2 separate regions of the Homo sapiens genome follow, and region 1 is linked to region 2. A link is a loop called in an ENCODE intact Hi-C map of the cell type or tissue named here. Cell type or tissue: IMR-90. All regions are shown on one strand. Links, peaks and the distances in the headings refer to the core of each region. The heading gives the core; the rest is flanking DNA.

Region 1 (8,606 bases), core at 472-8,471, 50 kb after region 2:
CCTGGTGGCAGGTGATTGGATCATGGGGGTGGATTTCCCCCTTGTCATTCTTGTGATAGTGAGTGAGTTCTCATGAGATCTGGTTGTTTAAAAGTGTGTAGCACGTCCCCCTTTACTCTCTGTCTCCTGCTAGCCATGTGAATATGTGCCTGCTTCCCCTTCACTTTCTGCCATGATCATAAGTTTCCTGAGGCCTCCCAGCCATGCTTCCCATACAGCCTGTGGAACCATGAGCCAACCAAACCTCTTTTCTTTATAAATTACCCAGTCTCGGGTAGTTCTTTATAGCAATGTGAGAACAAACTAATACATGCTATTTATTAAAAAGTCTAAAAATAACAGATGTTGGTGAGGTTGCAGACAAAAAGAAACATACACTGTTGATGGGAGTGTAAATTAGTTCAACCATTGTGAAAAGCAGTATGGTGATTCCTCAAAGAGCTAAAAACAGAACTACCATTCAACCTAGCAAGCCCATAATTGGGTATATACCCAGAAGAATATAAATCACTCTGCCACAAAGACACATGCATGCAAATGTTCACTGCAGCACTCTTCACAATAGCAAAGACATGGAATCAGCCTAAATGCCCATCAATGACAGATTAGATTTAACAAATGTGGTGCATATATACCATAGAATACTATGCAGCCATAAAAAGAATGTGACTATGTCTTTTGCAGGAACATGGATAAAGCTGGAGGCCATTATCCTTAGCATCTATTATCCTAACACAGGAATAGAAAACCAAATACCACATGTTCTCACTTATAAGCGGGAGCTAAATGATGAGAACACATGAACACAAAGAAAGGAGCAACAGACACTGGAGTCTACTTGAGGGTGAAGGGTGGGAGGAGGGAGAGGAGTAGCAAAATTAACTATCAGGTACTAAGCTTAATACCTGAGTGATGAAATAATCTGTACAACAAACCTCCATGACATGTTACCTATATAACAAAACTTCACATGTATCCCTGGACCTGAAATAAAAGTTTTTTTTTTTAAAGACACACATTGGGACACATAAGCCTGAATTGGCCTCTGGAGGCATCATCATTTACCCCTTGATTTTCCAAAGAATATCTAGAGAAATCTAGGCAGAGATGTTATTAATTGTATAGCTCCCCAAACAGACCGTCCTGTGATGTGGCTGGAAAAGAGGGATTGGTTAAGGAAGGGAGGCTGACAGTTTCACAGGATGACACAATGGTCAGATGACAAGGGGTTTTAGAGGCTGGGCTGGTTCTTTGCCATTGTTCCACCCCCTCCCAGATCCATTCTCCACTCTCTCTTTCCTGCTTTGTGCTGCTGAGGGTGACCCTCATGCTGCACGACTCAGAGGTGCCTGCAGGAAATCGGGGCAGAAGAGAAAGAGGCCAGGGTATTCCTCTGGCTCCCTCCCTGCCTTGGTATACATTTCCGGAAGAGGCTAAGACCCTCCCTGACTACACCTCCTGTGGGTGGCCCTTCCTCCCGTTCTGGGTGGGGTCCCAGAAAGCTAGTCTCCTCCCTCACTGTTCAGGCTTGGGTAGTAATGGCTTCCCACTCTTGGTAGCCTCTGGGCACCTCAACATCTCATGTTGGTTCCCTTAACCCTGCCCACATCCCGCATGATTAGGTCCTTCATTAACCTCTCTCAAACCATCTAAGCTAGAACCTGCTTCCTCCCAGCAGCCAGATTGATGTTGAGGTCTTCCTGTGGAACCCTTACCTTGTATTCTACAGACAGGAAATTAAGGTTCAGGAGGCAGAGACTTGACCATGTCACAGAGCTACTATGTGGCAGAGTTGAGATAAAATGTTAGGTCTACTGACTCTCCACCCAGGATTCTGCCCACTCCGCAACATGTCTGCAAGCACCACGATCAGCCCTAGCCCCAGTGCCCAGAACAAGGCTGGACTGAGTGGGCTCTCGCTGATACCTCTTTCTCCTTTCAGGAACTGCTGGAAATGCCATGAAATGCTGTGGTAACAACAAATGTTATCTTCCAATCTAGGGTTCTCACTAGTTCTAGAAATAATCATTATCTATTTTAAGCAGCAGGAAAGACCCTCATTCTTCTCTGATCCAAGAGACTCCATAAGCTTTGGCCCTAGAAGCGCTAACTCAGTCTCAGACACCTAGACATCTGACCTTGAAAATATAGCCCCCTCCCTCTCCCTCAGAACACAAAAGCAAAATTATTTCCCTCAAAATTCACTTGACATGATGGGTCCTGGGCTGCTCTCCTAATTTATAGGTGTTTAGACTTAGAAGGAAGACCCAGTATTGCCTAGTCCAATCCATCTCATTTTGTAGTGGGGGAAAATGAGGTCTTGAGAAAGGAAGGGATTTTCTTAACAAGGTCAGTTGCAGACCCAGACTCCTTGACTCTCGAAATAATGCTTTTCTTCAATGACCGAGTTCATTCATTGATTTGTTCATTCAAACATTTGATGAGCATCTACTACACGCCAGGGCTATAATAGCAAACAAAACCAGACATGGTCCCTGACCTCAGAGAGTTCACAGCCTAGTAAGCCATCACAGATTTTTTTCCAAATTTCCATTGAAACATCACTAGACCAGGATTCAGGAGGACCAGGTTCTAGGTTCTGGTCTTCTGTATTATGTAGTCTCATCTAAGTGGTTAAACTTTCTCACCAAAATAGAGTTAAGGAAACTCAGATAGTATCCCTAGATGGGGTTAGGATAACACAAGAAAATGCATGGGAAAAAGAGGCACAGTGTTAAACAAGGAACAGTTCTTATTAACAGTAATATGGTCCAATGTGATCAGATCTTAGGACCTCTGGACTGATTGAGAAGGCACACACCTGGAAGAACCTTAGTTATTCTGCAGATAACTGACATTGCCATAAACTTTTGAAGGATTAGGGAATATTCTGTAACAGTATTCCCTGGCTCGATGAGTAGCAATGCCATTTATTAGTCATCATATCAAGCTATATTTGGGAATCATTCATTCTCTATCCTCTTCTTCAGTCCTCCATATCATCAATGATCAAGTCCTATCAATTATATCTTTTAAACATCTTGAAAATATCTCAGAGTCTCCATCTATATCACCTCTGAATCTTCTCTGGACTACTCCAACAATCTTATCCTGAAACTCTCTACTGTTAAAATACAGTAAAACTTTCAGAGAGTTAAAATAAAACATAACTGTCATACAAATATAAAGTGAACATGTGTTAAAGATTTATTTAATGCATTAATGAGGGAACCAGCCAGATGGTAAATCTAGCTTGTAGCATATGCAAAGGGCTGAGTATTTATATTATATAAGCACTGCAGAAAGAACGTTGGAATAAGATTTCTTGTTAGATATAAAACTGGTTAATGTCCTTCACAACAATAAAACCATAGCCTTTAGAATTTTTTTAATAGGCTGAGATTATTTGCAACTCCATTAGAAAAAAAATTTACAAACCAGCATGTAATTTAGCAAAGCTGGGTTCTAATCAATAGTAAACAATATGTCAAACAAAAGTACATTCCTGTAGAGTAGAAGTTGGCAGCCACCTTTTGTTTTTGTAAATAAAGTTTTATTTACACCATTCATGCTCATTCATTTACATATTGTCTTTGGCTGTTTTCATGCTACAATGGTATTTTTGACCAACTACAGCAGAGACCATATGGACCACAAGACTAAAATATTTACTATCTGGTCCTTTGCACTAAAAGTTTGTCAACCCCTGCCATAGAGAATTAAATATCCATCAAGCATACCTGTTAGACAATGCTCTGGTATGACAATGAGAACACATGCAGAACTCTTTGCCTTATTTCCATGTTTGGGACGATTTTTTTTTTTAAATATCTCTTTCACTGTCACTTTCTTCCTACCCATTTCCAGACTCTTACCAGAGCAATCCTTCAAAAGCACACATCTTACATTGTCAATTCCCTGCTTAAAATCTTTCAAAGTATCCATTACTTAGTAATTCAGTTGTACAAATTCCTGAGTTCTTGCAACCCCCAGTCACTTTATCTGGGGGGAAGATCCACTAGAACAATATGTGTGAAAGTCTGTGTACCCCACAAAGCAGCGCACAAAGGTTTGTAATTGCATCTATGACTAGCATGGTTAGTTTTTGTCCCACATCTCAAGACAACAGAAAGACTTTGGGCGTTCTTGGTTTGAGGGAACTGAGAGTGAGAAAAGATTAATAGGTCAAAGGGTATATACAGTTGCAATTCTATAGGACAAATCAGTCTAAAGACCTAAACTACAGCGGGAGGACTATAACTAATAATATTGTATTGTATATTGGAAACTTGCTAACAATGAGAGTACATAAAAGAGAGCCAACTGTGTGAGGTGATGGATATGTTAATTTGTTTGACTGTAGTAATCACTTCATTATGTATATGTATATCCAAACATCATGTTGTACACCTTAAATATATACAATTTTTAAAAAGGATTAATACCAACTAGCCCTGAAGCTTCTGGGAACTCGTTTATAGGACTTGGCACCTGGTACAGAGCTCAGTAAATGTGAGTTTATTCTCCTACAATCCTCTTACCTTGTGTTGATCTGAAATGAGGATTATGTTTCTTAGAGGGAGAAGAGATGATAGGAGAAGGGTGGGAGCAGGGCTAGGAGGAAAAATAACAGTGAGGACAACATCTGCTTTCTATTCCCCAGGCTCAGGGGCCCAGGCCGCCCTCCTGGTGTAACGTTTCTTCGTTCCATATAAACAGAAAGGATGATTCTCGTAATCTCCGCAACAAAATACGCAGGCATAAAACTGGGTCATATTTTACTTTAATGAGAGAAATGAGGAACTGTTTCCTTCACACAGAGAAGGCTGGGTTGCCATAATTAACACCAAATGGGCCTGAGGCTGATTGCTCAAATGATGAAGAGGTTGTTGGGATTGGAAGAAACCTGGGGCCTCAGGAGCTGCTAAAACATTGCCAGCCCTCCATTACCCCCATCCCTAACCCTCCTGCCCACCCCAACTAGCCAGCTGCAGCTCCTGAAAAACAGGGAAGAGGATCAACTTTCATTACATGCTTACTAGGTGCTTTATACACACACACGTGGATATGAGCTCATGAACACAGACACACACACGCACAAAATCATGACGGTCATTTCATCCCCATTTTCCAGATCAAGAAGCTGAAGTTCAGAGAGGTGAAATAACTTGCCTAAAATTCCACAGCTTGGAAGTTACAGGATCCTTCACCATCTGGCGTTAACCTGTCTTTCAAATCTCATTTCTCCCTATAACAGCACCCTTGTATAGTTTATAATCCAATCACATAGAACCACATCTCCCTTTGTATCTACACCTGCCTTCCTGCCTGTTCATGTGCTGGTATCTCAAATTGGACAGCCCTCCCTATTTTTGCTATTGAAATCTTACTCACCTTTCAAAAGTCAACTCAAAACTAAACACAGCATGGGCCGATAAGGAACACAGAGTGGTGACATACAGCATACCTGTGGACATTGGAATCACCCAAACCATATTCAAATACCAATTCTGCCATCTAATTGACCTCTTCTCTTTGAGCCCTGTCTATCCACTTGTAAAATGAAGATAACAATACAGGGTTGTGGTAAGGAGTGAATGAGTTAGCACATATAAAATGCTTTGCATGGGACTTGGCATGCAGTCCATGACTGTTAAACTTTTTGGTTGGAAAAGCAACATTGCCAGCCATCAAGACAGAGATTTAAACAACATAGGCATTTCAAAGGTAGAGTCTCAAAATGAGACTGCTGCTTTCACAAGCAACTATTATATGTCCCAGCCTACTCCCTGACTTCCAGACAAACATACCCTCTCATTATGCCCATGCCTGCCTCCCCATCTTTCTTGTAGTGGTTACTCCAATTATGACAAACTCGGAGCCAATTCCCAGGGCTATCCCCAGACTGCTGACCCTAGACTTATGACATGCAATAACCAACATCAGATAGGGTATCTGCACTGGGAATAGTAAGTTTGGTGACAGTAACAAAATCAAACTATTGTTTTCCCTTTTGTAAGACTTCTTTGATAGAAATAAGCTGACATGCCAATATGCAAAAAGAAGAAAATAAGGGGGCTCGAAAAGACAAGAAGATGGGAGGGGCATTTTAATTATCAAGAATTAGGAGAAATTATTGGGGGATTCTACAAAATAATGACCTGAACAGGTGCTCAGGATCTTTTTGCTGTTGCAACTCCCTGGGGGTGAATCAACGACCAAAATTAACTTGGCTGATTGCAGTAGGCTAGAGAAAAAGCCACATATGGCTGAAACCTCAAATATTCGGAAAGAAGATACAGGATGAGGGATTCATTGATTGTGATAGCAAAGGAAGGACCCCAAACTCCACCTGAACAGAAGATTGCCTCTCTAGAAAAATCTGGAGTGAACACTTCAGTTATGAGGTCCAGGGAAGAAAGCCCGGTAAATCCCCTAGGATCAAAGACAGGAACCATTCCTCCAACGAGCTATGTGCAGCTCCAGGAGAGATAGCTATTCTCATAGGTGGCTGTGTCCAAGAGGAGTAGCAATGTGGGGCCAAGGGCACCCCATTTCCATTGGGACTTTAGAATAAAGAAGCTTCTGAACCTCACCCCATCTTAAAGAACCTGTCATCAGCAGCCTACTGGAGAAGACATTTCTCCTTACCTTCCAATGCCTGTCAACCTCCCTGGCCCAAAATACCCCAATGCCTAGTGTGTATATCCTCCAAACCAAGCATTTAAAGAGTAGACATTATTTTAAAAGGGATCAAAACCATTGAAGTAAGGAGACCAGTCCCAACAACTAAAACAAAGTAGCTTTTAAGGAGGCAAGACATAGTTAGAATTCTTAAGGAGATATTGTGAAAGCACAAAAATATACTTGTGGTACTTCATGAATTATTTCAGAATTTTAAGATTTAATAGAGAAGTTTTCAAACAAGAGCATTTTTTCAAATTAGGTATAAGAAGTAACCCCCAATACATGGCAAAAATACAAAAAATTGAAAATCATCTGTAAAAAGATAAGAGACACGAAAGACATATGTAGGTGATATATTATGGAAGTAACAGAGTTTCAAAAGGGGCACAAGAAACAGATGGAGGAGAATAACAGGAAGTTAGAATTAAAGAAGTTTTACTGAGGTTAGGAAAGACATGAAACTTTATATGAAAAAGATGCACCTTTGTCTTAAATAGGAATAATTTTCAAGTGACACACACTAGACATACCCTGGTGAAATTACGTAACTCAAAAAAAAAAAAAGAAAAAATATTTTTAAGCTTCTTGTGGCAACCATGAAAATGTGGCAGCCTCTCAGATCTCTTGCTGCAGAGAACGTAATTAACGGATGGCCCCATCTGCAGTCCCTCTGAATCCACCACTAAGTTTATGGGGATGCTATGCTTCCTGCAGGCTGCATGCAATGAGTAAGCATGGCAGGGATCCTACAGCAGGCCAGTCCTACAAGATGTGGGACTCTTCCAATGGACAACTTTGGCTTGAGGGCACCCCATGGGCCTGGCCAAATCTTCCTTGCAAGTGTGCCACAGTCAGAGATGACTTCAATCTAATTCCCCTGCTTTCCCTCTCTCCTTCCACAGGTTTCAGATCTACATCATGACCTGAAGGTTCTCCCAGGCTTCTCCTGCTCCCGTGCCAATAAGTCTCCTACATATCTAATCCAATCTTTGTATTGTCCTGGCAGACCTGAACATCATAGATGAATGGATGGATGAATAAATTGAGATCTATATAACATGGTGTGTGTGTGTGTGTGTGTGTGTGTGTGTGTGTGTGTGTGTGTGTCTACAGTTGTCCCCCTTTATCCACAGTTTCACATTCCACAGTTTCAGTTACCCAAGTTACAGTACAATAAGATATTTTGAGAAAGAGAGATCACATTCACATAGCTTTTATTACGGTACATTATTATAATTGTTCTATTTTATTTTTGGCTGTTGTCATTATTCTCTCACTGTGCCTAATTTGTAAGTTAAACTTTATCATAGGTACATATATATAAGAAGAAACATAGCATATATAAAGCTTGGTGCTATCCATGATTTCAGGCATCCGCTAGGGGTCTTGCAGCGTTTCTCCTGTGGATAAAGGGAGACTACCTCATACATAGTTCTGTGTGTGTATGTATTTATGTATCTAGACATAATTTTGCATGTCGCTCTTCTAAGTCTCTCTTAGACTGAAATTAAGACTTAGATTTCTCATACGCAATACTGGTAATAGAAGACACCGAATCATGATTTTTAGATTCTTGAGAGAAAAAATGATATTCGAGCAAGTGATATCTTATATTCTGCCAAGACATGAATTTTAAGGGCAGACTGAGGTGCATACTCATGATGCTCACAAAATCCCCAGTTCTTTACTTTCCAGGCACACAGAGAGATTGGCATTTCTCTATACCTCTAAAATTTGACATGATCATGTGACTTTTTTGTTCAATGAACCCAGTGAACTGTGAATGAAAATAAGTGTGTCAATTCTGGGCAGAAATATTTACTGGTGGTATGAGACTTTCTAGCATCTTCTCCCCTTGCCGTTATGATCTGGGAAGGTTGTGTTGATACAGAGAGCAACACTGAGCTATCACACAGAGG
Region 2 (8,606 bases), core at 433-8,432:
AAATGCTATATAAATAGTTGTCATACTGTATTTTTTAATTTATATTATTTTTATCATTGTGTCTTTTTTTTAATATTTTCAATCTGTGGTTGCCTGAATCTGTGGATGCAGAACGTGCAGATATAAAACGCTAACTACATTTGAAGAACAGAAACAGGCAAAATTATTATGTGCTGTTAGAAATCAAGATAAAGGTTAAACTTGTGGGCTACAGAGACAATAACTTGGAAAGGGGCATGGAGAACTTCTAAGATGCAGGAACGTACTGTTTCTTGATCTGGGTGTTGGCTATATGGGTGTGTATGTTTTGTAAAATTTCATCCAATTGCCACTTAGGTGTATTTTTTTGTAGCCATGTTATACTTTAATAAAAAGTGAATAAATAAACCTAAGAAGAAAAAAAATAAAGAGGGTGGCTATGTAAATTACAGCTAGCCATTGGATGCCTTTGGAGAAGCAGCTGGAGAAGCTGCTGCAGTCAGATACCAGGGACAAGAGAAGGCTTTACTCAACCTGTGCTACTAAGGATGCTTTACTCTCTCATGTCCCTCAAACCTTTGAATACTCCAAAACCTATAGGTTAGGCCTTCCCTGGTCATAGTCTCTCTGTGCAAACAACACACCTGACTTATCAAGGGCCTGCAATCTCACTCACCTATCCATCTTCTAATATTATCAGCTGTGTACAGTACTTTGAACAATGCCTGGCTATAAAGTAAATAACAGATATAAATGTAAAATGTTACATGATTCCAAGAGTTCATGTCTTTTTCTCTCTCCTCTCCAGACTGTTCATTAGCTAGATAATGAAAGAGGCATTATCTGCAATGGGGAGCAGTGGGCAATGAAGGCACAAGGGAGGGCAACCTGATTCTTTAAGGTGATGGGGGAGGCTTGAGGAAAACCATCTGGAGGAAGTTTCATCTCAGCTACCTCCAGATGGTTTTCTTCCTGGAGAAAGTTGTGCTCTCCAGGATTTAGGCAAATGGAGTGGGGAACAATAGGGAGAGTGTTCCAAGGTGAGATGACCACATGGGCAAAGGCCTGCAGATAACAAGCGTGTAACTCTTGAAGAACTGAAAGAGACTCAGTCTGGAAGGTTCCCAACACTTTCACACCATGAGCACCTTAAAATCTACGGAATTTTGTCAAACTGCCAGATTGGGGAGGTAGTCAGGAGGTCTCATCTGAGAAGAAAGTCCCTTTTTGAGCAGTAAGGTAGCTGTGAACCTCCGCATGAGAGAAGCAGAAAGACAGGTCTGAGTGAGGCCTTTTGGAACCCTTGTCTGCTGTTAGCCTTGTATTTCCAGGTTGCTCCATCAACCTTGCTGGTAGATTTCCAAAAGGTGTCTCTTGATGTGTGGCTTCTCCCATATCCTCTTGCATAATGGTTGAAGAGAAACTGACTACAGTTTTAAAAACAGAATAAACTGCCCCGCTGAGGATCAACAACTTCACTGAGCCTACCATACCCAGTGAAGTATTGCAACCCAAGGTATCCCTGAGCTTTGGGTCCACTAGGAAAGATTGTGGGGCCTAGGCAGGAGACCAAAACTACCTTTCTTCACTCCTTTTCTATGTTCCACAAGGAGAACAGCAAACTGCTCTGTATACTATAAATTCTAAAGCAACAATTAAAATAACAAAACAGAACTGTAGCTAAGAAGCCAAAAAGGAGATAAAAATGGAATCATAAAAAAAACTCAATCCAAAAGAAGGCAGAAAAAAGGGAAAAGAAAATTAAGAACAGATGGAACAAATAGAAAACACATGGCAAGATGATAGGCTTAAACCTAAGCATATTATAATCACTTTAAATGTAAATGGTCTCATAAACATAGATGCAAAATTTTAGCAAAATCAATTGAACAATATAAAAAAAGGTCATTGCATCATGACCAAGTAGGGTTAATCTCCAGGATGCAAGGTTGTTTCAGCATTCAAAAAATCAGTCTGTAATTCACTATGCGAACAAACTAAAATGTATTTACTGTCTCAAAAGATATTGTATTAGTCCCTTCTCATGCCTCTAATAAAGACATACCCAAGACTGGGTAATTTATATAGGAAAGAGGTTTAATTGACTCACAGTTCTATAGGGCTGGAGAGGCCTCAGGAAACTTACAATCATGGTGGAAGGGGAAGCAAATATATCCTTCTTCTCGTGGTGGCAGGAAGGGGAAGGAGTGCCAAGTGAAGTGGGAAGCCCCTGATAAAACCATCAGATCTCGTGAGTACTCACTCACTATCATGAGAACAGCATGCGGGAAACCAACCTCATGATTCAATTATCTCCACCTGGTCCTGCCCTTGACATGTGGGGATTATTACAATTCAAGGTGAGATTTGGGTGGGGACACAGAGCCAAACCATATCAGATGTAAAACAAAATTGACACAATCCAACATCGATTTCTGATAAAAATAACTCTCTGCAAACTAGGAAAAGAATGAAAACTCCTCAATCTGATAGAGGACATCTATGAAAAACCTACAGATAAAATCATACTTAATCATAAAAGAGTGAATACTTTCCTTCCTAAAATCAGGAATAAGACAATGATGTCTATTCCTACCACCTATTCAACATCGTACTGGAGCTTCCAGTAAGTATAATCAAGCAAGAAAATAAAATATGTGTTTTCCAGCTTACAAACTATGAAATAAAAGTGTCTTTATTTGCAGATAACATAATCATCCTTGAGAAAATTCAATATACTCTACAAAAATGCTGCTAGAACTAGTGAGTTTAGCAAGGTTGAAGAATACATTACCAATACCCCAAAGAATCAATTTTATTTCTATATACTAGCAATGAATAATCAGAAAGTTTTCTAAAATGCAGTTTGCAATAGCTTTAAAAACATTAAATACTTAGAGAAAAGTCCAACAGCAGATATGAAGAACGTATACACTAAAAACTATAAAATATTGCAGAGAGGAATTAAAGAAGACCTAAAGAAATGAAAAGCTAAATATATCTTGTTCAGCATTTAGAAGACTCACTATTGTTAAGAGAGCAACACTCCCCATTTAGCCTATTGATTCAACACAATCCCAACCAAAATTCCAGCATGTATTTTTTGAGAAATTAACAGGCTTTCTAAAATTCACAGGAAAATGGAAAGGATCTAGCATAATTAAAACAATTTCAATAAAGAAGAAAGTTGTAACACTATCACTACCTGCTTTCATTATAAAAGTATAGTCATCAAGACAGTGTGATTATTATTGATTAGACAAATATCAAATAGATTAATGGAATGAAATAGAGAATACTGAAATAGACTCACATTATATAGACAACGGATTTTTGACAAAGAATAAATGGCAATTCCATGGAGAAAAGACAGTCTTTTTAAAAAATGGTGCTGAAACAATTAGATATTCATAAGCAAAAAAAACCTTTTGTTTATACCTCATTTCATATAGAAAAATATACTCAAACATAGATCAGATGAAAACCTAATGTAAAATCTAAACCATAAAACTTTTAGAAAACCAACATGAGGAAAAATCTGTGTAGCCCTTGGATCAGGCAAAGATTTCCTAGATATGATACCACAATCATGATCCATAAAAGAAAAAAAAGAATAAATTTATAAAGACACACTGTTAAAAGAATGAAAAGACTCGGACTGAGGGAAAATATTCACAAAGCACAAATCCGATAAAGACCTTGTATCTGGAATATACAAAGAACACTCAAAATTCAATATTAAGAAAACAAAAAGCCCAATTTTAAACATTGCAAAATGATTTGAACATACACTGCACAAAAGAAAATATTAATATATGTATAGCTAATAAGCAAATTAAAAGATATTCAACATCATAGTCATTAGGAAAATACAAATTAAACTACTAAATGTTGATTAGAAAGGCTGGAATTTAAAACTAGCAATACCAACTGTTAACAAGGATGTGAAAAAACTAAAATTCTCACACATTGGTAGTGGGAATGTAAAAGGCTACAACCACTTTGGAAAATAGGTTGGATGGCTTTTTTAAATGTTATACACAGAGCTACCATATGATCCAGCGATTACACTCCTAGGAATTTATCCAAGAAAAAATAAAATAGCTCATACAAAGATCTGTATACAAACGTTCTTAGCAGCTTTATTTGCAATAGACAGAAACTGGAAAAAACAAGACCAAAAACAAATGTCCATTAACAGGGTCAATGAATAAACAAATTTTAGTATATCCACACAATTAAATACTACTTGGCAATAAAGAAACACACACAGATGAGACTCAAAATAATTATGCTAGGGAACATAAGTTAGACTTTAAAGAATACTTACCATACAATTGTCTTTATGTAAAGTTCTTTAAAAAGTAAAAAAATTAAATTGGAAAGGAAGAAGTCAAATTATTCTTGTTTGCCGATGACATGATCTTATATTTAGAAAAACCTAAAGACTCCACAAAAATCTCTCAGAACTGAGAAACAAATTCAGTAAAGTTGCAGTATATAAAATCAACACACAAAAATCCATAGTGTTTATACATACTAACAGTGATCAATCTGAAAAAGAAATCAAGAAGACAATCCCACGTATAAGAGCTACAAAATATTAAATACCTAGGAATAAATTTAACCGAAGGAGTGAAAAATCTCTATAAGGAAGACATAAGACACTGATAAAAAAAATTGAAGAGAGCACACACAAAAAGCAAAGATATCCCATACACATAGATTGGAAGAATTAATATTGTTAAAATATCTATACTTCCCAAAACATCTATAAGATTCAATGCAATTCCTATCAAAATACAAATAACATTCTTCACAGAAATAGAAAAATAATCCTAAATTTTGTATGGAACCACAAAAGACCCCAATTAGCTAACACAATCCTGAGCAAAAAGAACAAAGCTGGAGGCATCACACTACCTAATTTCAAAATATCCTACCAAGCTATAGTAACCAAAACAGCATGGTACTAGCATAAAAGTAGACACAGATCAGTGGAACAGAACAGAGAACCCAGAAATAAATCCATGCACTTAATAGTCAACTCATTTTTGACAAAGTTGCCAAGAACATACACTGAGGAAAGGACAGTCTCTTAATAAATAGTGTTGGGAAAACGGTAAGAATCAATACGCAGAAAATGAAACTAGACCCCCATCTTTCACCATATACAAAAATCAACTCAACATGGATTAAGCATTTAAATGGAAGATCTGAAACCACTGAAAACTGAAATTACTAAAAGAAAACATTGGGGAAACATTACAGGATATTGGTCTGGGCAAAGATTTTTTGAAAAAGACCTCAAAAGCACAGGTGACCAAAGCAAAATTAGACAAATGGGATTACATCAACCTAAAAAGTTTCTGCACAGCAAAGAAAACAAACAACAACGTGAAGAGGCAACCTACAAAAAAGGAGAAAATATTTGCAAACTACCCATCTGACAATGGATTAATAACCAGAACATGTAAGAAACTCAAACAATTCAACAGCAAAAAAAAAAAAAAATCTGATTTAAAAATGAGCAGAAGACCTGAATAGATGTTTCTCAAAAGTAGACATACAAATGGCAAAAAGGTTTATTAAAAAGTGTTCAAAATCATTGACCATCAGAGAAATTGACCATCAGAGAAATGCAAATCAAAACTACAATGATATACTATCTCACCTCAGTTAGAATGGGTATTATCAAGAAGATGAAAAATAACAAATGTTGTCAAGAATGTAGAGAAAGGGGAATGCTCATACACTGTTTGTAGAAACATAAAGTAGTACAGCCATTTTGGAAAGCAGTATAGATATTTCTCAAAAAACTAAAAATAGAAGTACCATATGATCCAGCATCCCACTGCTGGGTATCTATCCCAAAAAAAAAAAGGGCAATCAGTATATCTGCACTTTCATGTTTATTGCAGCGCTATTCACCATAGCCACAATATGGAATCAATGTAAGTGCCCATCAATGATGAGGGAATAAAGAAAATGTGGTAATTATCCACAACAGAATATTACTCAACCATAAAAAGGAATGAAGTCCTGTCATTTGCAGCAACATAGATGTAACTGGAGGTCATTAGAGTAAGTGAATTAAGAAGGCACAGAAAGACAAACATTGCCTGTTCTCACTCATACGTGGGCACTAAAAGGGCAGATCTCACAGAGGTTGAGAGTAAAATAGTGGTTACCAAGCCAGGGATGGGAAGACAGGAGGGTAGATTGAAGACAGGTTGGTTAAGAGGTACAAAACTACAGTTAGAAGAAACAAGTTCTAGTATTAAATAATATAGTAGAAAAATTATAGTTAACAATAATTTATTGTATATTTACATATTTCTTTCTTTTTTTTTTTTTTTTTTTGAGATGGAGTCTCGCTCTGTCACCCAGGCTGGAGTGTAGTGGCACGATCTTGACTCACTGAAACCTCCACCTCCTGGGTTCAAGCGATTCTCCTGCCTCAGCCTCCTGAGTAGCTGGGATTACAGGCACACACTACCACGCCTGGCTAATTTTTGTATTTTTAGTAGAGACAGGGTTTCACCATGTTGGCCAGGCTAGTCTCAAACTCCTGACATTGAGATCCACCCATCTCAGCCTCCCAATGTATTTCAAAACAGCTAGAAGAATTGTAATGTTCCCAACACAAAGAAAAGAAAATGTTTGAGGTGATGAATATCCCAATTACCCTGATTTGGTGACTACACATTGTATATAGAGGTATCAAGATAGCATGTGTACATCAAAAATATGTAAACTATTACCAATTTTAAAAGTTTTTAAAATATTAAACAAATTTATAGTGGCAGGAAGCAGATCAGTGGCAGCCTAGGATGGGTGGGGAGTCAAGAAAAGGAGGCTACAAGGAAGGGGTTATAAAGTAGCATGAGAAGAGCTTTGAGGGTGATGAATATGTCCACGAACTTGATTGTGGAAATGGTTTCATGTAGGTATACATATGTCAAAACTTATACAATTACATTCTTTAAATATATGCAGTTTGCTAAGTGTGAGTTACACCTCAATTTTTAAAAACAGAAAAAAGAAAGCCTACAATGGTTTCACATCATCGCATTGCAATTTGAATCATGTTCTAACCTCTTATTGCAGCCTCAAGGTCCTGCATACTCTGGGCCACATCCAACCACCCACCCTCTCATCTTATTCTACACATTCTCTCCTCCCTCTCTCCTCTGCTGCCTCAGTCCCAATGGCCTCCCTTCTCATCCCTCCAAGCCCTTTCCCACGCCAAAGGCTTTCACTTGCTTTTCCCTCGTCCCCAGGACATTCCCTTGGCTGGTCTTCAACTTCAGGGCTCAACAAACCCATCACTCCTGCAAGAGGTCTTCCTGATGACCCAGACCGAGTAGGTAGGACGGCACCATTCCTCTCTGGCAGTCAGGGTCTACTTCCTCCATAATAGTTTTCATCACCTGAAAGCAGCATGTGTATTTGTTACCTACTTGTTTACTATCTATCTCTCTTTCCTAAAACACAAATACTTTAAAGATAGGGACCTTCCCTGTCATGTTCATTGCTTTATCCCCAGTGCCTCATGCACTCCCCGGCACATGGTAGTAACTTGGTAAATATTTTTTAATGAATGACTAAATCAAGCATTCTATTAACGTATTGAAAGTAAAAACCACTGAAGTGTTTTCTTTTCATTAAATATTAGCATTCTATACATGTAAGAGAGCTTGGTTTTAAGGCATTTATTTTCCTATTTTCATACTTTTAATCCATTCATCTTTCTGACTTTCAGGAATGCTTACTTTTTTCAGTTTACAAGCCAAAATCAGCTTCTTTGATGTATATAAACTCCAGGCTGCTTTCTGACAGGGTCCTAATAATTTGTCCTATGGTATTGTAATTCATCAAAAACTCATGTTTAAAACAAAGAATTCAGGAAATATTGGTTGTGTAAAATGCAGGGCATCTCCAGGCAAAAGTAAGGGTTATAATGTGGTTGACATATTGGGATGGTGGGAGCAAATGAAATAACCACTGTGTATGAAAAATATTATTTTGTTTCTGGTCTCTAAAGGTGAAAACTGAGTAAGTTAATAGCCTCTCTGAAACTTAAAATCACACAGTTAATAAGTAGCAAAACCAAGACTCCAATCAAAGTCTTCTTACATCAACCAGAGGAACCATGGAGAATGACTTCAGTTTTTAACATGTTCACTCAGAAATAATCGATGACACTTCTATTCACTTCATACTGGCCAAATCAAATCACATAGCCTTGCCTAATTTGAAGGAGATGGAAGGACAATCACTCCATGCTCCTAGAAGGAGGACAGAAATACTAGTGGGCAGCATGAATGTCTTCCTCCAGGCTCAGTTATGGAAGAGCTTGAAGAGAACACCATGAGCCAGTGTATAGCCAGGGAAGGCTTTGCTTTTGAGCATCGAGTGGCATTATCAAAAATTGAGGTTCTATTAAGGCATCAAGCTGAGGGATCTGTGATTTCATGGGGTCTGACTTCAGCCTATGAACATCTAGAAATATTAGTGGTGTTCTTACCCTAGGAGCACATAGGCCTGTGTCCTGGCATTGCATTTAAAGTAAGAGGCACTTAAGAACCATTTCATCTTGATGTAAATAAAGATTAGTGTATGTC

Evidence for each region. Hi-C counts contacts between places; a loop is a spot of excess contacts. Peaks named below come from ENCODE experiments on the same cell type or tissue, not always from the same donor. Only the 100,000 strongest peaks of a DNase experiment are listed, where the experiment ranks them.
Region 1: it touches region 2 in a loop (2.2-fold over the local background); 1 of 110 quality-filtered maps calls a loop at or near these places.

The regions. Positions count from the first base shown.
Region 1 is chr1:55,543,742-55,552,347 of GRCh38, reverse strand. No RefSeq gene overlaps it. Among named protein-coding and RNA genes, the nearest start is that of MIR4422, 320 kb to the right of the region's middle. In IMR-90, for the core only: no CTCF peak of the experiment used is centred there; no DNase peak of the experiment used is centred there; H3K27ac peaks cover 724 bases.
Region 2 is chr1:55,593,574-55,602,179 of GRCh38, reverse strand. No RefSeq gene overlaps it. Among named protein-coding and RNA genes, the nearest start is that of LINC01753, 350 kb to the left of the region's middle. In IMR-90, for the core only: no CTCF peak of the experiment used is centred there; no DNase peak of the experiment used is centred there; H3K27ac peaks cover 392 bases.